Regions from separate parts of the Homo sapiens genome. Here all the other regions are linked to region 1. The links are chromatin loops, found by intact Hi-C in ENCODE. Cell type or tissue: heart right ventricle. All regions are shown on one strand.

Region 1 (8,000 bases):
ACCATCACCTCTCCATTGAGGAGAAAAAATTGAACAGATTGTTTGGTCACAGTGACATTTTGGCTCTACATCCCCGAGAAGAGGAGAACTGGTACAAGCTAATGGGGAACAGTGTGACAAAACAGAATGGTACTAATCAGGCTACTGTGTTCTGACCCCTCAACTTTCCTTTTTTACCCAAATAAAAGAGCAGAACAATGTCAATCATTATCATCTTATCTTTATCTGAAAGCCTTGGCATTTCTCTTAGAACAAACACACCACAAAAATCTTTCTTGTAATACCACTCGGAAAAGACAGCAGTGGTATGTATGACAGATTCAGACAAGTTCTTATGCCCCAAGACGTTTTACTGACAATACTCAGGATAGTCCATGAAAGGACTCCGTGTAAACCCAAATCAAGAGATCTGGCTCAGAAAAACAGCCACAATTTCCCCTAGGAATGCTAAATGCCTTTGGACCTTTGGCCTACTATGCTAGGTAGACAAGCAGGCACACAGGAAGCAAATAATAAGCTAGTGATTTTGTGGGCAGACCTTTTTCTTTTTTCTTTTCTTTTTTTGAGACAGGGTCTCCCTCTGTGGCCCAGGCTGGCGTCCAGTGGCATGACCATGTCCCATCGCAGCCTTGACCTGCCAGGCTCAAGCAATCCTCCCATTTCAGCCTCCCGAGTAGCTGGGACTACAGGTGTGCACCACCACGCCCAGCTAATTTTTGTATTTTTTTGTAAAGATAGGGTTTCATTATGTTGCCCAGGCTGGTCTCAAACTCCTGGGCTCAAGCGATCCACCCACCTCGATTTCCCAAAGTGCTGAGATTATAGGCCTGAGCCACCATGCCTGGCTGCAGATCCTTCATAGGTTTCTTAATCTTAAGAACAAAAAGCTCACCTGGAAAGCAAGAACACATCAATTTGGCAGTATCTGGTCACTAAAAGAACTGTATCTCTGGAGGCAAGCATGGGCTCTAATAAACCCCACAAAGTATTGCCGTCTAATTCCCAAATATTCCTGACTGTCTCTTTCCACAGAGCTAAGGAGGGTTCAATTCAAAGAACATTAAAGTCCCTTTGGCTTGCATAGCAGACGAGAAACCAGACTCTTCTTGCCAAGCATGCCTCAGGCCCACAAATACCCATGGAAATAGGTATATATTTCTGAGTAAAAAGCCACCATCCATGTCAGAAAAGATTTGAATCTACCTCAGCTGTCTTTCTTCTCTTAGATCTGTCTGCCTCATACTTTGTGGATGACTACTTTGGAAAAGTGAAACTCAGGTAAGACACTAAGCTCTCTAAGCCTCAATTTTCTCACAGGTAAAATGGGGATAGTGTATTTACCTCAGAGAGTCATTGTGAGACAACACATGTAAAGCACTGAGCCTAGTATATAGAACACATTTAATGAGCAGAAACTAGTTGCTGAGTGCTTCTACGTAGACAGAAGTAGAGAAACGAGCAGATTCATGAGAGGAGAAAAAAGAAACAAATATATAGTGCATGTGGACAGGAACTACACAGAGGATTTCTAAAAGCTGCCTCCAAGACCAATTCAGGTCCTAGAGGGAAAAATGTACAACATTGAGTTCTGAGAAGGCTGGGCAGATACATCACAGACAATGCATGGTTTGGAGGCATGAAACTAAACAAATGCCTTCCCAATACTCTACATCCACAGGGATACAAATGCAGTGTCATCTGTGGGCAGTCTTCCTGTTAACTTGACACAAGATCAGCCCTCCATCTGCAGGTGTCAAAGCTCCCTTAATAATTAGTTCCTGAGTCAAATATAATACTGACAAAAACATTGTAGATCTTTCATCTTTTGGGGGAATTTTTAGTCATAAATTTAGGATTCCACTGTTTCTTTAAAGCAAAGCCACTAGTAGCTGAGGGTGATGGTGTGTGCCTGTAGTCCCAGCTGCTCAGGGGGCAGAGGCAGGAGGATTGCTTAAGCCCAGAAGTTTGAGGCTATAGTGAGCTATGATTCCACCACTGCACTCCAGCCTGGATGACACGGCGAGACCACATCTCTTAAAGAGAAAAACTTTTTAAAAAGCAAAAAGCAAAGCCACTAAAATATGTTAGCCTAAAGAGGGCATGCCTGCTTCATTACAGACGGTATGACACATCTTGAGATAAAAACTAGGATGGCTTTCTTATCTGGGTTCCTGACTGCTCCTTAGCTTTGAGTTCTTCTAGCTTCTTCTCATAGCGACTCATAAAGTAATCATCTGGTTCAATCTCTGCATTCTTCAAGTTTTCCATGATCTTTTCCAGTCTGAGCACTGATCGGGCTCCTTCAATCTTTCTTGTACTCAAGTACAAGGTGAACTCCTGGAAATCCAGGAGCTTACAGGTGTCCACAGAGCAGATATTCCGGATATCACTAGTTCTATCCAAATGAGGAAAAAACACCAGTCCTGACAACTTCTCTAGGTCCTGGAGGCTCACTTGGAATTCAGTTAACTGGGGCTGGAAGCCGATGGCTTCATTGGGTACCACAAAGGCCCCTAGCGCCAGTGGTTCGGTAGATACTGAGCTTCTGCGGGCCAGGATTACCTTATAAAGGTGTGAGGGGACTGCCACGTTGTCCTCGCCAATCACCTAAAAACAAAGCAGCCATATTAGTGATGCCAATTTGTGCTAACAGTTCGCAAATTTTTTCTGAAAAATACTTATTTAATGCATTGCTGAAATGTACTTATAAGCCATCCCACTCTGTTCTAATGAATTTAAATTCAACTGCCAAAAATAATAAACTGACTCAGAGATTCACATACAAGAAGAGTATTTAACAGGTCAATTCTGATCACATTCTTTAAAATAATATAACCCCAGGTGAGGCACGGTGGCTCATACCTGTAATCCCAGCACTTTGGGACGCCAAGGCGGGCAGATCACTTGAGGTCAGGAGTTCAAGACCAGCCTGGCCAACATGGTGAAACCCCATCTCTACTAAAAAAAAATACAAAAATTAGCTGGGTGTGGTGGCAGGCGCCTGTAATCCCAGCTACTTGGGAGGCTGAAGCAGAAGAATTGCTTGAACCCAGGAGGCAGAGGGTGCAGTGAGCCGAGATTGCACCACTGCACTCCAGCCTGGCCGACAGAGCAAGACTCCACCTCAAAAAATAAAAATAAAATAATGCCAACCCAAAGATCAGGGGTCACAGTCTCTGTTCTGTTTGTAGGACAAAGGACAAAGGAATGCCATGAGTGAGTCCTGGTTTTTTAATAGACAAGAAAAGCTGTCATTTTCTCTTCATCTCATAATCAGAACTTCTGGTGCTCCAAACATTCAAAGGTCAAAACTGCAGGCTTGGGTACTCCCAGCTCTAGAAATAAAAACATGGCCTTAGTTTATGAAATTCACTAGGGAACTAAACAGATAGCCCTTAGAGAAGCAGCCAGGTGTCAAGTCAACATTACCATCTCCAGGATCACTTCAATTAGGGCTAATTTTTAAAATTAAATTACATAAATGTAAATGCTGTTTGCTCTGAGTTTTGCACATCCTTGGGCTTGTGATCAAAGAACTTCTAAATATGTTGTCATATCAAACATTTTGGAAAGGTATCCACACAATGAAGAAGCCAGAGCCAGGGTCAGGCCTAGAAAACATAAATTAGTTGTGTGGTTTGGCTGAAATTAATGAAATAACATTATTACTAAACCTTTTCAAATTTCCTTCCAATTGGCATCTGGGCCAGGTGTGGTGGCTCATGCCTGTAATCCCAGCACTTTGGGAGGCCAAGGCAGGCAGATCTCCTGAGGTTGGGAGTTTGAGACCAGCCTGACCAACATGGAGAAACCCCATCTCTACTAAAAATACAAAATTAGCTGGGCGTGGTGGCGCATGCCTGTAATCCCTGCTACTCGGGAGGCTGAGGCAAAAGAATCACTTGAACCCGGGAGGTGGAGGTTGCAGTTAGCCGAGATTGTGACACTACACTCCAGCCTGGGCAACAAGAGCGAAACTCCATCTCAAAACAAAACAAAACAAAACAAAAAGGCTTTTTTGAAAAAGAAAATACTCAACATCTATTTACTTAATGGTCCCCAATAACTGACATAATCCAACTAAAACATGCTCATTGGTATTACTGCCCCTCCCGGGCCCTTCCCTGGTAAGAGTCAGTTTTCTTTCCTGATCAGACAGCTCTGCCTGCAGCAAGATTCCTTCTTGTGAGCCCAAATAAGACAGAGACACGACAGCTACAAAGGAGGTTTCTTTTCTGCTTTTTTCAAGCTCCTACCTACATGGCACACAGCCTGGGAACTCCATGGCCATCTGCTGTCTGTCACACATGAAGGTCCCACTGCCAAGACCAATTGCAGAGCTTCAGGGAAGACCCGTGCACGGGAATGATTTCCATAACCAACTGTCTTCGAAGTTACTGAAAGTGGTTGGTCGGGGTGTGGTGTAAAGTCTATGAAACTATGTACTACAAACATAAAATCCCCATTTCACCCCAAAAATTCATTTATGCAGCTGGGAAGATAAACATACTCTTCAAAGCCAAAAATATACTGAGGGAGAACCCTATGGAAGTCCACAATTAACTCACAAATAACCAAAAGATGTTAATTCAACAATGCAACTCAGAGGTCCTGTGCCTGGCATTGCTGGAAATACAGAAAAGAATATGCTTTAAAGTATATGCAGCTGGTGCCTCCACTCAAGAAACTTACCACCTAGAGTGGGAACCAAGACCTTCAGCTTTCACTACAGGTAGAATGTGGTTAGGTACCAATACAAAGCCCAAATAACAGCACGAAGGGGATTCAGGGGAAGCTGGGGACCAGAACTGAGGGCACAGATGCAGCTGAGCCATAGTTTGCAAAGAGGGAGAAGGTGAAAGGGGCTTCAAGTATTCCAGGTGCTAGCTAGGAATCCAGCAGTTAAACAAAGTCTTTGCGCCACCTTGTGGACATTCCCCATCACTGCAGTACAGTTCAAGAACATTCACTTGATTTTCTCTCCTCATGGACTCCTTGTCTACAAACAAACGGCAATTTTCAAATATAATTAACATGCCCATTGCTGCCATGCAGAGCTAATCAGGCTCGTAAAATTCCAGCCAAAAGTAAAGACGTTGGACATTTTCAGTTCTACAGCTTTACTTTATGCAAATGTACCATTTCTATAGGTGTTTAAAAACTCTTACAATTGCTAAAGGACCTCGATTCTACTTTTGAGAAACCTCATGGAAACAGAAATTCCTATTAGGAATCACAGGTGTGATCCTTCTACCCATGACCTTCTCACACTATTTCAAGGGGGTAAAATACTATCCCTAGAACTAAGGAGAAAAATAAAAACTTAGCCACTCACTAATCTCTTTTCTGATTCAGTCTGCTTTGTTCTTAGGAAGCAAACATCTTTAATCTGTCTAATATAGGGACAGGTCCTAGTTGGGTATTCAGAAAAACACACCGTTTCTTCCTTGAATTTAAGACAATTTTTTAAAACAACATCAATCGTAAAATATTTTAGAGCTGTCTCTTTAAAGACAACTCAATCTACATAATAAATTTTTCCTACTTTTGGAAAAATTGGGAGACTTCCAGAAATGTTTCTAAACACTACTAGAGGTTTGGTGGACTGGAAGCCCAGAGACCTGGTCAAACCTGGCTTTGCCACTAAGCTGCAAGTCGCGTCCACCCATTTCTTGTTTCTTCATTTACAAAATACGTAACAGCCATCCCCGTGGGTGGATTGCTATTTTGTATTTTATAAATGCCTCTCTCATAGAATTGTTATGAAGATACAATGACATGTTAGTTAAAAATTTTTCAAAATCTACAAGATCTATGTAAAAAGCTATTTTGTAGTGGACATCATTCAAAAGATACAACGGCATTTGGTACAAAAGATGGTTTTACAGAGGGATGGGGGCGGGGGAAACGTATAATCAAGCAAGATTAGACTAGTTACAGGTCAGCAATGGGGTTTCAGGAGGAGAAAGCAACTTGGGCACAAATGATGTCTGTAACAAAGGACTCAAAGGCTTAACATAAACCAAGTCTAGTTAATCAGTGAGTCAGCAAACAACCCTTTTCATGTAAGATTTAGGTATAAAAATATTTTGCAAAGGAAACCCTTGCTGCTATTAAATTCCCAAGAAGCACTGAACTCTACTCAAGACTGTAGCAAAAATTGGAAGTCAACTGGGAGTTAACTAGAAAATACAATACATAAGCTGGCACTCATTCGCAACCTGAAGCTAGTTTTCTTATATACTGGCCTGAGCTTGTTTCCTTCCATCCAAGAGACAGAAATGACAATTTGCCACCACCACCTGTGCCACCCAGACCCAGAAGAGACCCAAAACAAACAATACCCATATTAAGCCTGCCATTTGTAAGGTCATACATACTGTAAATGTGCCTCCAATAAAATATTAAGCAGCATCAAGAGGAAAAAATATGTACCTGCTAGAATTAGATAGATATATTTGGTTACATTCCCCTGGTAAGACAAAAAAAGAAACTCCAAAAATAAAACTAGAGGGACAGATCAAGAGACCACGCCCTTAAAAAGTCATGCCGATCAAGTGAAAGAAAGAAACCATGGGAGTTTGATAAACAGGAAATCCGAACCTGAGGGGGGGAAGGAACATGAAAAGTGAGGGAGTCACAAAGTGTGGTAAAGTCAACAAGAATGTGGTCGCCCCCTGTGTTATCTATAGAGCCTCAGCAGATGCTTTTGTGGCAGCACAAACCCTGGAAGACGGTACTTCTCACACTGGGGTACCTGTTCCAGGCCAAAGGGTAGCAGCCTACTAAGTCACAGTAAAACAAGCACCCTCTTTCTAGGCTGTCAATGGTACTTGAAAATTTAGGGTGAGGGTAGGGAGACAACCAGTAAAATAATTTAACTTTCATTAAAACAAATAGATATGGAAATGAACAAAAGCTTTCCCTAAATATAAAGCAAGAGACTTAAAAAAAAATATTACTCCCATATCACTTCAAATGATGTCTCAAGACTCCTGAGGGCATTTTCAATTTCCTCCCCTTTAGGGTTAGTATAATGGAAGTTTGCAAAGTGCTGTTATAAAAGAACACAGATTGTTAAATATTTCTAACATTACCACCATCACTGAGTTCTAAAATCTGAAGCTCACTTTCTTGTCAGACCATTTATAATGTCCAAACCAGAATCTTCAGGTATGTTTCACTTGTCTGGAATCAACCTCTTCTTGAAACAGGAACATCAGAGAAAGCACAGGGATGACCTCAGCTATATAATAAAGGGGGTGATTCTGATTAGAACTGTCAGATGACTCACTTCTGATAAAATCACTGCTACGAATCTTCCCTTAGGCTCATATTCACTCAAGTTCTATGATGATGTGATCCTTTCCTACATATTCTAACAGACATTTCTGCCTGGCTATAAGGAATCCTCCTCTTGGCCCATTTTCTGTTATTTTTGCATGCTAGCAAGTATCACTTGTAACTCCTCTCTCCATCCACACCATCTTTTATTATCTGCTAACCTTAAGCTTTTGTATATGAACAGCACAGCAATTCATTTACTATAAACTTGAGCGCTTCAAAGAGTAACACTGTGAATGACTGGCAATTGTCAGACAGACCCATGTTTGGATACCCTCTTTGACAATTATAAGCTATATGCCTGAGACTTGATCCTTAAAGCCTTGATTTTCTTGTCTATAAAAGAAAATGGTCACTACTTTTTTTGTAAGGGTGTAGTGAAGATTGAATGAGATGCATATATAAAGCTACTTACATACTGCCTGGTATACCTGGCCCTCAAGAAATGCCAGTTCATTTGCTTTACTTCCCCCAAAGTAAAAACACATATATGCTTCATTGCCTGGACAGAAAACTAAATAAACCCTTTTATTGGGTACAACTTCCTAAAATAAGGTTCAGAGTATAGTTGTAAGCAAGCAGTAAATATTAAATGGCTAGATCTGAGAAAACAAAACACTTTCCAAGCACTCTGAATTGCCGTACGTAATTGCAAG
Region 2 (8,000 bases), 510 kb before region 1:
TCTGGGCTGAATTCCACTTGGTCATAATGAACGATCTTTTTAATGTGCTGATGAATTCTATTTGCTGGTATTTTGTTGCCTCCTGTATAGTTTTTTTGTTTGTTTTGTTTTGTTTTTGAGATGGAGTCTCACTCTGTTGTCCAGGCTGGAATGCAGTGGTGCGATCTCGGCTCACTGCAACCTCCGCCTCCTGGGTGCAAGCAATTCTCCTGCTTCAGCCTCCTGAGTAGCTGGGATTACAGATGCACACCACCATGCCTGCTAATTTTTGTATTTTTAGTAGAAATGGTGTTTCATTATGTTGGCCAGGCTGGTCTCGAACTCCTGACCTTGTGATCTGCCCACCTTGGCCTCCCAAAGTGCTGGGATTACAAGTGTGAGCCACCATGCCCATCCTATACTTTTAATTATCTCTAGATTACTTATACCCAATACAATGTAAATGCTATGTAAATAGTAGTTCTACTATATTGTTTAGGCAATAACAAGAAAAAAACTCTTGAGTTTTTTTCAAATATTTTTTATTTGCAGTTGCTTGAATCCACAGATGTGGAACCCATGGATATTGAGGGCCAGCTGTACTGTGATGTGTTCATATAATCTCTCAGATTCCCTGTGAATGCCTAATGATAGCCATGTGCCATGACCTAAGGAATATTCTCAAGTCAATCTTACACACCTGAAGTTATTCACATGATGTGGTTCAAGTCCTAGGTCAGCCTTTGCCCTTTGAGAATTCACATTATCTCTCCAAGCCCCCAAGGTCTTAACTAATCTGTAAAATAGTAATAACAATGCTTTTCTCACAAGGTACTTCTGAGGTATATTGTAGTTCTGTTCTCTTTGAGTCTCGAATCTTTGTTTTAAGCATTTTTGTGCAATAAAATGTAGATTGTACATGAAAAAAGTTTAACATCTGGAAAGAAACCTCACATGTCTAATAAACAAAAATGTAGTAAATATAAAAAGTAAATATAAAAAGTAAATAAGAGTTTTAGAAGGCTTCTGCTTCCAAACAAACCAGACTTGCTATTGTTAAATCATCCTCTGAAGTTTGATCTTTCTTCTGCCAATTACCTGAGCAAGTTAATTAAGTTTTCTCTCTCTCTCTCTTTTTTTTTTTTTCAAGATGCAACCTCCTTCTGTTACCCAGGCTGGAGTGCAGTGGCGCTATCTCAGCTCACTGCAACCTCCACCTCCCAGGTTCAAGCAATTCTCCTGCCTCAGCCTCCCCAGTAGCTGGGATTACGGGCGCCCGCCACCATAGCTTGGCTAATTTTTGTATTTTTAGTAGAGTCAGGGTTTCGCCATGTTGGCCAGGCTGGTCTCGAACTCCTGACCTCAAGTGATCTGCCCACCTCGGCCTCCCAAAGTGTTGGGATTGTAGGCATGAGCCACTGTGCCTGGCCAGTTTCTCTCATCTTCAATTTCTTTATCTGTAAAATGGTAATAAAAATGGTACCCATTTCATATGGGTCTTCTGAATTCAAATGAGATGATCTTAGCATAGCACTTAGTATGCAGGAAATATTCAATATATTTTAGGTATTATTTTTAATAATCAGCTTGCCCAGGAAACATTGGCAAAGTGTTATAATTTCCTAGAGTCAACTGTCTCATAAGTTTTATGTAATACAGGCTCTATCACTTTTTAAAAATTTTCAAATCAGTTTGAAATTTTCTGTTTTTCTTGCCTCCTCTCTTGCTTTTACAACCTGGAAAAGGTCTTGTGAAATGATAAAGCTTGTTTTTTTTGTTGTTGTTGTTGTTTTCAGATTGTCCCAGTGCTTCGCATGTTTTTGGCTCCATGTTCAATCCATTTGCTGAACACAGTGAAAGTATCCAGTATGTCTTTCCACCGTACCCTAGAGTTGGCATCTTGTTTACCAGAGGGGAGCGGTGAGTGTTTTCATATTTTTTGTTTGTTCAAGAGGAATTAATATATTTTGAAAATATATTTAAAAATGCAACATAATTAGAGCCTTTATTTATAACCACCACTGTCTGTTAGTGATTAATATGTTAATTTGGATATTTTAAAGACAGATTTTTAAAAGAATAGAATAAGACTCATTTAAATAATGCAGAAATGCTAAATAAACTAATTTTTTGAGCAACTGAGTTTATTTTATTGCCCTGCTCCTGACACAGACATCAATCTGTTTTAAACACATCAGTTCTAGAAGTATATTTAGAAGTACAGGGGGAAATGAGCACGTAAGAATCAGTCAGTATTCAGAGATTAATCCACTCCTTTTGTATAACCATTTTTGGTTTTTTTTTGTTTGTTTTTATGTTAGTAAAATGTACTTTTTCTAAGTTTTTCCTTCACTGTAAAATATATCTATCAGTTGGTTAAAGCAGGATGCAAATGTGGTGGGAATTCTGACTTAGCAGGGTTTGGCAAACTTTTTCTGTAAACAAAATAAACTTTTTAATGCAAGCCTATCACGGATATTAATCAGATTCACGGAGAAACTAAGAAGCCGCATAATTTCTTCATAGCCCTTTAATAGTCTTCTTTGAAGAAATAAGGGTGTTATGATATATAATAGACTAGAAGATCATAATTAAATAATTATACAGAAGTAAAGCAAGATTATATAAGTATACATAGAGACTCAGAATGCTTAAAATGTTTAAGTTCAAAGTTGTGTACTATTTTTGTCCTGGCAGAAAGACCTCCATTTTATCTTTCTTTTTCTTTTTCCTTCCTTCTTTGTTTGTTTTTTTTTTGTTTGTTTGTTTTTTGTTTGACAGAATCTCACTCTGTCACCCAGGCTGGAGTGCACTGGTGCAATCTTGGCTCATTGCAACCTCCACCTCCCAGGTTCAAGCTATTCTCCTGCCTCAGCCTCCCAAGTAACTGGGATTATAGTCACATGCCACCACACCCAGCTAATTTTTGTATTTTTAGTAGAGATGGGGTTTCACCGTGTTGGCCAGGCTGGTCTCCAACTTCTGACCTCAAGTGATCCTCCTGCTTTGGCCCGCCAAAGTGTTGGGATTATAGGCAAGCGAGAGCCACCGTGCCTGGCCAAGACCTCGGTTTTAAATACAGTATTTACAATATCCTTTTGAAGTTGTAAGAAGTCATGGTGCTGAATGGTTCATTGTTCAACAGTTCACTTATTTCTGAACACACTGAGAAGAAAACATCCTTCAGTTCTTTTATCTCCTTCTGTCTATATATTTTACGTCCCAATATTAGAGACACATAAACCAGTCCATTTTCCATTTCAAAAATGCTTTGACCTCCATCTAGCTTTCCCACTGGAGGGCAGTAGAGAACCATCCAGGCCATCCTTGATTTGAACTAACTGGCGAATATGACAAGTCAGACTTCAAAATACTTAACACTTAATCCCTACTGATGAAAAGTCATAACCAAAGTATCTTTTCAGGAAACCTATTTTCTCCCATAAAAGTTCTATAATTGATCATGAAAATACATTAAAAGAAATAAAGCAAAATGTGTTTGTAAAGTACTAAGTGGGCAAAATAAAAACAATATAAAAACCATGTCACAAATGTGCTTTGTGTGTGTGTGTGGTAGGATTTTTGTTAGGAGCTGAACTGGCTGAGGCTTCTTAACAATACTAGTCTAAAAACGTGCGCTGGATGTAAATTTTAATCCACAAACTGATGTGTCAAATTGGATGTCGCATTATTAAAAATAAAAATAATTTCAAGCTCTTGGCCAGCTAAAATGATAGAAAACGTAACTTCAGTTACTGTTAAGATTCTTCTGACACTCTAATATACCATAAAGTCACTCATGTATCCCAGGGGTTATATGCCTGGAAGCACCAACAATCCTCAGGCCATAGTGGTTAGGGCTGAGATGCCTTAGGGTGTCAGAAATATGGTCCTGTGGAAGTGGGCGAGCCACTGGTCTTTTCTGCCGTTGAGACTGGGATTTTTTGTTAGGACCGGGAATCCCAGTGCCTAGGGCTGCACTTCCTGAAGAGCTCCAGCCATCACGACCAGGTTCTGTCACCAACCTAGATGTTTTCAGCAGTGGTTACAGGTCTGCCCTCTTTGCAGAGCATCTCCTGCTTTCGCTCACTCCTCCTCTTGCCTCCAAAGAGAATTGGCTTCTCCTCGCCATGCCCCTCCCCACTTAGATTTATAGTTTAAAACTCTTCAGTGAGCTTGAGCTTTCACTAAGGGCAAGACTAGAGATGATCTTTAAGCAGTTTCTGCCTTATGCCCAGGAATATAAACCACTCTTGAGACCAGCAAGCACTGTGGGCTGGCAACCCTCAGCAGATGGTGGAAATGGAAGAAAAATTACACTAAAAACAAAATATACTCTAATGTCTGAACAAATCATCTTGCCACAGAAGCTGGAACTGAAGACAATTCTTTTCCTAGTAATCTCCCTATAGAAAGCACAGGCATTCTTTATGTCTCTAAGCACCTTCAAACTGCATTCAAAATTAGGGTTGTGAATCTGGAATCTTTCTTTGCTAATTGGTTGTACATGAATGCCTGCAGAAGCCTTTGAATGGTAAATATTGTGGGAGGGGCAGTTGCCATGGTGACTGTCCAATGGACCCTTTTTCTTACATTTCAATTAAATCTTCATTGCTGAACTGCTATGAATGAGAAGGTAACAACTCAGTAACATCTGGAAGACAGGAGAAGATGTGAGAGATGCTGTTCCAAATGTAGCTACATTCTAAATGCCCTGAGTTGTACTACGTTTGCCTTGAACCATCTCTTCATGGGTTCCCCTGCCCACTATGTCCTTTCCCACTATGGGAAAATCTGTTTGGAACACACATGACAGTGAGCCAATTTCCCTAATAATACAAGAAGTGTTTACAAGTTAATATGAAAAATACCAAAAGCACAATAGGAAAAAATGGGCAAAAGATATGTACAGGCATCTCATAGTAAAAGAAAATAAGTGGTTTTAAATTGCATAAAAATATATTTAACTTCATTTATAATCAAGAAAATACATATTTATATAGATATAATTTTTTACCTATTACATTGGAAAAGGTTTAAAAGTTTAATAAGGTACTGTGTTCAGAGGATGTGGAAAAACCATCTTTTTTTACACTTAGATTGGGAGGGTAAATTGGTATAACCCCTTCAGAGAGTGACTTAGCTCTTTTTCTAGAAATTTACCTACCGGTATATTAACAGTTGACTTAAAAACACAGGTAAAGGGATATTTATTAAAGCATTATTGAAGTAAATGACCATGACAGATTAAATGAATTGTTGATACATCCATAAAGATGCATCCAGACAGTTACTGATACTGCCACGCATAGGCAGTTACTAATGGCTTGAATATGACTTGTCCCCTATAAAACTCATGTTGCAATTTGATTCCCAATGTAATGATGTTGAAAAGTCGTGGGAACTTTATGAAGTGTTTGGGTCATGAGGGCTTTGCCTTCATGAAGACATTAATGCTGCTCTCATGGGACTGGGTTAGTTCTCGATGGGGAGTTCTTGCTCCAACGGGACTGGATTAGTTACCATGAGAGCAGATTGTTATAACACAAGGCCACCCCTCATGTTTTGTCTTTTTTGCACACTCTTGCTCTCTTGCCATGTGATGCCATTTGCCAAGTTATGATGCAGTACAAAGCTCTTGCCAGAAGCTGTCATCATGCCCTTGCACTTCTCAGTCTCCAGAACTGTGAGCCAAATAAACTTCCTTTCTTTATAAATTACCCAGTCCCAGGCATTCTGTTATAACAACAGAAAACAGGACAAGACAGCAGTTAAAGAATGGTATGGCATGAGTGTTTATTGTCTCAGTTTGACCTGAAGTAGAAACATAATTAATATAAAATCTCAAATAGGTTTAAGACGGATCCTATGTGCCAATTGACAAATGAAATATCCCTGAGAACTAGTTATAAGCATCTAGCAGGTTTAAGGATATTAACAGTGTCAGAACATGGGAAGAGGGGTTAAACTATTTCTTTGGAAAAAATCTGTACTATGAACTCTATCCCTTCTCCGCCAAGGGGATGTATGCTGTGATCTGAAATATAATGAGGTAGATCTTCAGTGAGAGCATCTGAGAGCTTGGTAAGTGACCAGATGGGTGGTCTGGGGTGTAACCCTCCAAAATCTAGAGGGCTAGAGATGGGCCAACTAGTTGTTTTGGTGGTAGAGCCACAAGAGTGCTAGTTGACAGACTGTACTCCCACAGTTTTTTATTTGGGAGGGGGTAGGGGTTTGATGAGGGTTTTCTGTAGACTAGATGGATGTGTGGGAGATGGGAGAAAAATCCAGGCTGAACTGAATTAAGTCCCACTCAAGAGGACCACCTGGGAGGTGAGAAAGAAGTCTTCAACTATGAAAAATGTGTGGGTGCATCACCATGACCCAGGGCTGAGAGGGATGCAGCTAGTCCAAGGAGCAGAATATGTCACCTCTTCAGGAGACTTGAAGCTGGGTCACAGAGCTGGGGCTCCCAGAAGTGCCCAAGAAAGCTCTAGAAGGTAAAATGCCAGCTTTAATCATCTGCTAGTTCCAGAGAAGCCACCAGCTAAGGAAGAACTCTCCTACCTCCTTACTTCTCAAATCCTTGCTTCAACCTTGGTAGTATCTGAAATAGCAGCTGTGAATGTGGGGTAAACAGCCTCCCCAGTCGGGTTTGTGAGATGTTTTAAGGGATAGGGGCAGTGATAGTTTTAAGGGGCTAAACTTTCAGAAGCCGAGTGTTTATTCCTAAAGTTCATTTGCTTGAGAAATTTGCCCACAGCTGAGTGCCAATGCTGGTCCTTCTTTTCTTACCTACACTTTCGAGCTGAGCTTCCAATTTACAAAAGAAAGTCATATGTTCTGAATCTCACTATCATGCACTGACCCCTGGGCAACAAGCAGGGATTTTTGAAAAACTGGTGTCAACCTTGAGTAAGTGAATGACCCCCAAAACCCAGTAACAATCCTTTTGCAAATCTCGTGGTTTAATAAAACTGAAGGAGGATCTATCCTGCCAGATGAGGCCCTTTATGGTTGCCACTGGCTTTGCAAGCATGACTTAAGTAAGGAATAGTCTTTATTGAGTAAAGGAAAATCCCCCATGCCAAGGTAAACAAGACAGGGATGTTCAATGTCCCTCATTCTACCCATCTTTCCATGTGAGTTGTTTCTAGGGCCAGGGCTTCTGCTGGACATTTTTTTTTTCTAGTAGAGTGACCCATTCCTGGAAGTGGCCTCCATGGGAGGAAGTGGCATCAGGCAGTCTTGATTTGGAGGGCCAGCTGTTTTCAGAAGTTGTCTAGGAAAGTTAGCTCTCCTACCCCTGGGGGCTTTAGGGACATCTAGAGCGACAGACTCTCTCTGACTTAACACTAATAAGGCTCTTCTAAGCCCTGAAGACCCAGACCATGGGCTCTGTCCTTGGCTTGCTTATTCTGCTTTCAGAAAGAATCCTGCTGAGTTAGTGTCACTAGAATCCCCCACCCTTGGTATCTGACCACCCTTGATATCTGATGAAATTCCTCAACCCCTCTCCCTCAGTATCTTCTTATCCTGGCTGCCTTCAGCTAGAAGCTGAGTCAGTTTAGAATCCCTCTTATTGCTGATGTTCCCTTTTAGTAATTTCCATCCACTGACCTCACCCTGCACCTTGGCCATAATTTCCCACTTGTCCTTGTATTCAGAAGGGAGCCCATTCTAAACTGAGGTCTCTCTTTCCCTATTGCAATAGCTCCTGAATAAAATTTGTCTTCACTGCTTTAACTTCTGTCTGGCCCTGGTTTTCCTTGACAGAGGTCTGCAGGATGTTAAAGGCCCTTTACCCGGGAGAAAATCACTGGTATCATGGGAAGTTGGACTTAAAGGTTTTCATCATGATGGGAAAAGGGAGAACTCCCACGACCCGGCGAGGTTGTAGTTCAGATAATTCGTGGTGAGCAAATGAGTTGTTTAGAAGACATTTCTAAATTATATCCCAGGTAGAGAACAGTGAACACATCTTAAGTATAGAGCTTAATGAATTTTCAGAAAGTGAACCT
Region 3 (8,000 bases), 320 kb before region 1:
GCAGTGAGCCAAGATCGTGCCACTGCACTCCAGCCTGGTGACAGAGTGAGACTCTGTTTCAAAAAAGAAAAGAAAAGAAACATGGTTCAAATTATATCTAAACAAAAAAGAATAAGAAACAAAAAACACATTAAAATTTTAAGTTGTATTTTCTATGTTTCTAGATACATCATTTTTGTTTGATATTTTCCTGATGCAAGTATGTGGTTTATCACATGTAGCTCTTTTGCATGCTAAATGAAAATTCAAAACTTGCCAATAAATGAATAGCTTATTGCAGACATTTTTTACCAACATTAATTATTTTGGGTTTGTTTAAAACCTAGAGGCACAATCTTGACTTGTCAATTACTACCCTTTCACAAGCTACCATCTCAGATATATATATATATATAAATTCAATAAAGCTTTCTGTTTGTGTTCCTTTCAGGTAGTACACTAATATTCCCCTTTTGTTCAGTGGTTGTGTGAGTAGTGGTTTAAATGTGGTGCTTTGCTTGCAATTAAAGACTAGAACCAGTGGTGTATCTGACAAGTGTTTAACAACTGACTGTTCAGGAAAAAGAAAGCCATGCTTTATAGCATTCACTAATCTCTGTGGTGTGAGTACTCCCATTATGGCTGATTTCAAGCTATCAACATGTTACTGGACGTGGAGTTGAGAAGAGATGCTCATAATAAGTTCTTGAGAGCTGGCTCAAGCTGACTGCAGCACATCACTTGCTGAAACTGAAAAGAGAGCCCCACTTGGCTGGTTAAGATATTTGCAGTGGGCACCTTGGACAGAGAGAGTACCCTCTTAGCAACACGTGGGGCACGGGGTGAGAGATCCATAGACATACTGCTTAACCAGTGATCTTAGCCATTTGATGAGCCCTATTTACAGTTTTGGCTGAATGTCTGTTTCAAAGAAACACCCAGACCTATCAAAAGGGCTTGGGAGCAGGAGGAGCCCAGGAGTTCCCTAAAAACTGGAGATGCCAAGAGGTCAAACAGGCATTAGGCTTTCAGTCCCCCAAAAGGCTGGGCGAGGGGCAAAGAACCTACATTGTGATCATTGAGGAGTGGAGGAAAACCTCATAGAGATAGCCCTGGAACCCTGTATCTCAGACAGGTGAGAAGAACTGATGTGTCTGTCAGCAGCCTGGAGTCTGAGGTCGGGCCCTCTGACCTGCCCCACACTGCCCAGCAAAGGGAATGGCAGCACTGGATCCTGTGGTGGGCTGAGAGGTGATTATTTTCAGTGTGTAAGATCTTACCATGACTTGATGTATTCATTTCAAGGGCCTGAGTTTTGTAGGCAGCCTTGTGCTCTGAAGCATTGGTAAAAATAGTGATAATATCATTATCTAATATTTATTTAGTGGTTTCTGTGCATCAGGCACTGGCTAAGCATTTGTCATGAATGATCTCTTTTGTACCTCGTACCAACCCAATGAGGAAGATATACCCCATTTAAAAAGGAGAAAACTGAGGCTCAGAGAAGTTGAGTGACCTGCATACAGTCATGCACCTGGTGGAGCCCGAGCCTGTGTGCCATGATGGGAAGGGGAAGTGGGTGGGCTCAGGACCAGGGAAGCTTTGAGATGGGCTACCAGGGCTCCTGTGCAGGACTGGGAGGGCCTTGTGGAAATCACTAGTTACAAAGTCATGGCCACATTCTCCTTGAGGTACTGGAAGTAACCTATGGCTCCTTTAAAAGAAGCTCTGATTATGAACCTTAGGTGTTTTATAGATTCCCTATCAAGTTTCTAAAAAAAAAAAAAAGATGGCTCGTCATCATTTCAAGAAGGGTACCTTTTGGCTAGAGGTAGGGGGAGGATCTGGAAGGACATGGTCTTGCCCATTCCAGACTGCCATGCAGGAGCTTGAATGTGATCTGTTTTGTATAGAAGCTTCACCCTCAGAATATGTGGAACAAAATAAAAATAATAATAAAACAGGCTTCACCCTCCTCCCTTCCATGCACACCTGTATACCCTGACATGCTTCTGTTTAACCAGGGCTGGTTTCCAGGGGCCACCTCCTAGGGAGAAAACAAGATCTGCTTAGCTTTATCAAAAGGTTGGACCACTCTACCTTCACTAGATGGCAGCAAATGTCCAACATGTTCTTTTCGGAGAGGGCTGCACATCATCTGTACACAGGCCTGGCACTTAGAAAGCCATAGGGTTGAAGGGAGAAGAGCCCAGGCAGGATATGGTGAATTATCTAAACCCTGGATGGGTGATAGAAAGCTCATAGTAATATCCCTAGAAATATTGCTCACTGCGAGAGGATCCAGGACACCCTCAGGAGGCAGAGATGTTGGTGTGAGCTCTGTTTCCCTGGGACATACTGAGTTTCCACTGCAAACAGCCCTCCAGGCACATGAATCCAGTCCCCTTATTCTCTGAGTTTTCTTTACTCTAGGTAGATCAGCCCCCGTGCAATTCATCTGGCAGACATGTTCCAAGGATGAATGCAGTGTATTTTGTGTAAACTGCTTCTAACCAAATAGACTATAGGACTATAGTCTCAAGAGCATATTTGCTCTTTGGCAGGAGAATTGGATGAGTGTCCATGCAATAATAATGCAATACAACATAACAAGTGTAATAAACCAGAAACATGCCTCTGCTCTGAGGACATGAATGAAGCAAGCTCACAGAAAGACCTCCTGAGAGAGGAGCATCTGAGATGGATGCGCTTGACAGGTATGTAGGATTTTGACAGGTGAACCTGGTTTTGGAGGGTGTTTGAAGTCGGGGAGACAGTACAGGCAGCTCAATGGCAACTAGAAAGTGTGAGGAAGTATGAATTACCCAACTGACTGGACATGGAGTATAGGGAGTGGAGCAGCAGCAACTGAATCTTAGACACAGACATTTGTGGAGAGCCTCAAATGCCAGAGTGAGGAGTTCTAGCGTATTTTGATAATAAGAAGGCATTGAAGGTGTTTTAGCAGGGAAGAAAAATAACTGGATAGAATGTGCAAGGTGGAATGGAGAAAAACAAGGTCTGATCCTGGTAGGGAAGAGGCACTGAGCCAGGAAGGAGGTGAGGGCAATGCGGTGTGATTCCAAGATGCTTGTGCCAGCTGCCTGACCATGAGGGAGGACAAGATAGATGACAGTAAAGGGTACTAAGTTAATAGCATAGGAGGAGCAAGGGTTGGAGTTTGTTTGTTTGTTTTAATGGCTGAGGAAGAACATCTAAAATGTAATTCAATTTTAAATATTTTGAAAGTTTAAGATGTCAGGTCTAACTGACAATGCCCAGCCAAGACTTGAACTTGAGGACAAGGTGTGGACAGGAGTCTTCGGTGCAAAGGTGATGTCTGAAACCCCAGGAGCAGACATCATGGGAGAGAGAGAGTACACCCAGCTCTAGAAGCAGGCAAGGGACTTGCCCTGAGGGTATGTTTTCAGGGAATGAAGGTGAAGAGGAGTGAGACAGTTCAGAGAAGAATGTGGGGTAGTAGGTGACAGTAAATACCATGACATGTAATGTGAGAACAGAGCAGGCTTCCTTGGAGAAATTGGGTCAACAAGATGAGATACACAGTCCCACCTTTTCATCCCTTCCACCAAGCAGCATGCAGGATCCAGGAAAGAATCCCACCCCTTATTGCTCTACCTTTTTATAGGGCGAAGATGAGAGCTTGCCTTATAAACAATTGGGCCAGGGAGCCAGCTATTCCAGGGAGCAGTCTTGGAATGTCAGTTTCTAACACCCAATGCCCTTGGGGATCCGAAATCCTGTATAGCTACTCCTGCTCAAGGAGGGTAAGCCACTGATTCCAGATTGCTTGTTGCCTGGCAACCCAGATAGAACCTCCGGGGTCATTGAATGGGCAATCCTGTCCCTTGATACACAAGGAGTAATCAAAGTAGCACTGAGAAAACAAGAGCTAACATTTATTGAGCACTTACTCTGGGCCAGGTAACCACTTTACCAGCCTTACCTCTTCACAATATCTCTATTAGGTAGAAACTATTTGTAACCTTCATTATACAGATGAGGAAACTAAGGCATGTAGAGGAAATAAGAGGCTTCTTCGAGAGCCAGTAAGAGGTTTTGTCAGGATTCAAACCCAAGCATTCTGGCTCTAGGTCTCAAGCTATCAACCACTATACTGCACTGCCTCTCAGACAAAAAGAGACAATGTGCTTGATGTTAAACAGAAGGTACAGGGTTTTCTTGCTAGTGTCTGTGAACCTTTTGCATCCATTTCTTTTTCTCTCAAAGTAATGCATGTTTTTAAAGTTGTCTTTACAATGTGGAAACTCACACTGGGGAGATGCTGTGCTCCCTCTCCAAATTTAATATACTCAGTTCTGTAGATGTATTTGGTCCCCTAATATTTTGACAGAGCTTCCATCCTTTTTCTATTCTCTCCCTTCTTCAGGCAATCTATGGTTAATCTATCTCTTCTAAATATGGTTAATCTATCTCTTCTAAAACCAGGTGCCCAGGTTTTAGAAGAGCAGGGAGCAATGGAACATCTTTTCCTTTTGGACAATAGACTTCTATTAATGTAGACTACAACTGTACTAGTCTGACTGTAGTGCTACCAAGAGGTATCCTGGGGGTACTAATTTAGCTTCCTTTAATCTGCACCAATCCCCCAATTCAAGATACTCTGAATGAGCATACAGGCTAAGTAAAAACACTGTGTCATTGGTGCCAGTGCAGCTTCAAGTTCCCCTGCCCCCTTTCCATACTCTAAGTTCTTCCTATATTTTAAGTATAGGAGGTATATTGGAGCTATAGGACTATAGGAAATATACCTGGAGCCAAATCATGCTGATGGCTCATATTCTATTGATTCATGAGCCCTAGTTAGACTTCTACGCAGTTTTTCTCCTAAATTAATGTTTTAAAGAGCAATACTTGAAAAAAAAATTGCTTTGGATCTAAGTGAAGGTCTCAGTAATGTTCTGGATCATCCATTTTCACATTGAAGTTTGAAAAGAGAGGTTTCTACTATTCCATGGGAGGGCACCAAAGCCTCAAGGGATGGACCACTAATCAGGGGAGACATCAAGTGAGGGAAACGCCCTGCCTGGAGTTGGGAGTGACCACTCCAGGACTGAGTGAAAATATAAAAAGGTATAGGAGACTTGAACAAAACTATCAGCCAACTTGCTCTGATTTTTATAGAACTCAGTAAGAACAAAATACACATTATTTTTAAGTACTTATAGAACATTTACCAAGATGGGACTATAAAATGTCTCAATAAATTTTAAATATTCAAATCCTAAAAATATGTTTTCAATCACAATGGAATTGAATTAGAAATCTATAACAGAAAGATACCTGAAAAATCCCTAAAGCTGCTTTGGAAACTAAAAACATGCTCCTAATCAGAAGATAATTAATAATAAAGATAAGAGAGAAATTAATGAAATGGAATGCAGAAAAATAATAAAGAGAATCAATAAAACCAAAAGCTGGCTCTTTGGGCTGATCAATAAACTGAAAAATTTCCAGCTAAAAAAGGAAGAGTTATAAATGACCAATACCAGGAATGAGAATAGAATGAATCCCTTATTATCGTGTTGTTGTAGAATCACCCACTAATTCTATAGACAATAAATTCTACAGAAAATAACATGATAAGGGATTATCACAAACAATTTTATTCTGATAAACTCAACAACTTAGATGAAGTGAATAAATTCCACAAGAGACATAAACTAGCCTCACTCAAGAAGAAATAACTTGAATAGTACTATATCTAGGTTAAAAATTGAGCTTTTAGTTAAAATTCTTTCCACAAAGAAAACTCCAGGAAAGGAAAAAATAATTCAATTTCTACACAACTTTGCAAAACATTGAAGCAGTAGAAATATTTCCAATTGACTCTATGAGGTCCTGGTATAAAAACCAGACAAAGACGTATCAAGAAAAGGAAACTACAAACCAATAAGCTTCATGAACATAGATCCAAAGATATTTTACAAAATTTAGCAAATCAAATCCAGAAATATGTTTTTAAAAATACATTACAACAAATGGGATTTATCCCAGAAATACATGAATGGTCGGAAGTTGAAAATCAATCAGTGTAATGCACCATACTGATGAACTAAAAAAGAAAAATCATATGACTATCTCAAAAGATGGAAAAAAAGTCATTTATCAAAATTTAACGTTCATTCCTGATTTTTTTAAAAAAATGCTCTAAGATTCCAGCAAATTGGGCATAAAAGGGAATTTCCTCAACCTGACGAAGAGCATAAAATAAAGGAGAGCTAACTACATAATGGTATACTTTCCCCCAAAGATCTGAAACAAGGCAAGGAAGGCTGCTCATGAAACTTCTACTCAACATTGTATAGAAAATCCTAAGCAGGAAAATAAGGCAAGAAAAAGTAAAAGACATCCAGATACATTGGAAAATAAGTAAGACTGTCTTTGTTGGCAAATGACATAATTGACTACATAGAAATTCCTATGGAATCTACAAAAAAGGTGAGGTTAGGGAGGCAGCAGGATACAAAATCATTATTTTAAAATCAATTGTATTTCTATATGCTAGCAAAGAGCAACTGTAAGTTAAAACTTAAAATACTATTTACAATAGCATGGGGAAATATGAAATACTTAGAAATAAATTTGACAACTAAGGTGCAAGACCTGTGTACTGAAAACTACAAAACATTTTGAGAAATTTAAATAGATCTAAATAGTTAAAGAAGATAATACTATGGTCATGGATCAGAAGACTCAATATTGTTAAGACATAACTTTTCCCCAAAGCAATCCTAAAGTCCCTGAAAGTTTTTTGTAGAAATTAATAAGCTGATTCTAAAATTTATATGAAAATACAAAAGACCTAGAATAGCGAAAATAACAGAAAAAGAAGAAAAAAGTTGGAGTGGTCAACACTACCTGATTTCAAGAAATGTTCTATAGCTATAGTAATCAAGATGGTGTATTAGTGGCATAAATATAGATAAATAGCTCAATGGAACAGAACAGAACAGAACAGAACAGAACAGAATCCAGAAAAGAAATAGAACCACACATATATGTTCAATTGATACGTAACAAAGATGTCAAGGAGATTCAATGAGGAAACCATTTCCAAAAAATGTTTCTAGAATAACTGGGTACTCAGGTACAACAAAAACAACAAAAACGAACATTGATTCTTACCTCACACCATATACAAAAATTAACCAAAATAGAACATAGACATAAATGTGAGCTAAACTAAAAATTTCTACAAGAAAACATAGGAGAATGATCTTGGGTTGGCAAAGATTTCTTAAGTACAACATATAAAGTACTAATTTTTGAAGAAGAAAAACAATAAAGTGGACTTTAGAGAAAAGAAAGAAAAAATTGACACTATCAAGTTTTGTTGAGGATATTGAGTAACTGGAACTGTCATATATTGCTGGTAGAAACATAAAATAGCTAGCCACTTTAGGAAACAGTTTCCTTATTTCTTGTAAAGTTAAGCGTACACCTACCAACCACACAACTCAGCCATTCCACTCCCAGGTATTTACCCAATAGAAATGAAAACATGCCTACACAAAGACTTGTGCACAAACACTAATAGTAGCTTTATTTTTAATGACCCAAGCTGCAAACAACCCAAATATCTATCAACAGGTGAATGGATAAATGAATTGTGGTATATCCATCCAATGCTATACTACCTAGTAAACACAAAGGAATGAACTATTGATAGTTGATAGCAATAACAGGAATGATTCTCAAACGAATTATGCTGAGTGAAAGAAACTAGACAAAAACAAGTATAAACTGAGTGATTGCATGTATCTAAAATTCTAAAAAATGTAAACTAAACAGTAATGACAAGTAAACCCATGGTAAGCTGGGGGTGAGAGTGGGATTGATAAGAAAGAAGGATAGAGAGGCAGGAGGAAGCTTTTGAGGATGTTGATATGTTTGCTATCTTGTTCATGGTAATGATTTCTCAAGTGAATAATATGGGTCACAATTTATCAAGTTGTATGCTTTAAATGTGTGCAGTT

What was found. A loop is a pair of places that touch in the nucleus more often than their neighbours do. Peaks named below come from ENCODE experiments on the same cell type or tissue, not always from the same donor. Only the 100,000 strongest peaks of a DNase experiment are listed, where the experiment ranks them.
Region 2: a loop joins it to region 1, with 4 times the contacts of the local background. A loop is called at or near these places in 17 of 110 quality-filtered maps.
Region 3: a loop joins it to region 1, with 32 times the contacts of the local background. A loop is called at or near these places in 53 of 110 quality-filtered maps.

Annotation. Positions count from the first base shown.
Region 1 is chr3:38,518,508-38,526,507 of GRCh38, reverse strand. EXOG (exo/endonuclease G) reads right to left here. Exons shown (of 6, transcript NM_005107.4): 6 at 205-2,607. The coding sequence ends at 2,146. Among named protein-coding and RNA genes, the nearest start is that of EXOG, 26 kb to the right of the region's middle. In heart right ventricle, a CTCF peak has its summit at 4,938 (motif pointing left); a DNase peak (open chromatin) is centred at 4,916; H3K27ac peaks cover 5,157 bases.
Region 2 is chr3:39,026,279-39,034,278 of GRCh38, reverse strand. SCN11A (sodium voltage-gated channel alpha subunit 11) reads left to right here. Exons shown (of 30, transcript NM_001349253.2): 2 at 1,776-1,899. Among named protein-coding and RNA genes, the nearest start is that of SCN11A, 22 kb to the left of the region's middle. In heart right ventricle, a CTCF peak has its summit at 3,279 (motif pointing right); no DNase peak of the experiment used is centred here.
Region 3 is chr3:38,838,193-38,846,192 of GRCh38, reverse strand. It overlaps SCN11A (sodium voltage-gated channel alpha subunit 11), which reads left to right. Exons shown (of 30, transcript NM_001349253.2): 30 at 1-429. Among named protein-coding and RNA genes, the nearest start is that of SCN10A, 26 kb to the right of the region's middle. In heart right ventricle, CTCF peaks have their summits at 2,092 (motif pointing right) and 4,978; no DNase peak of the experiment used is centred here; H3K27me3 peaks cover 342 bases.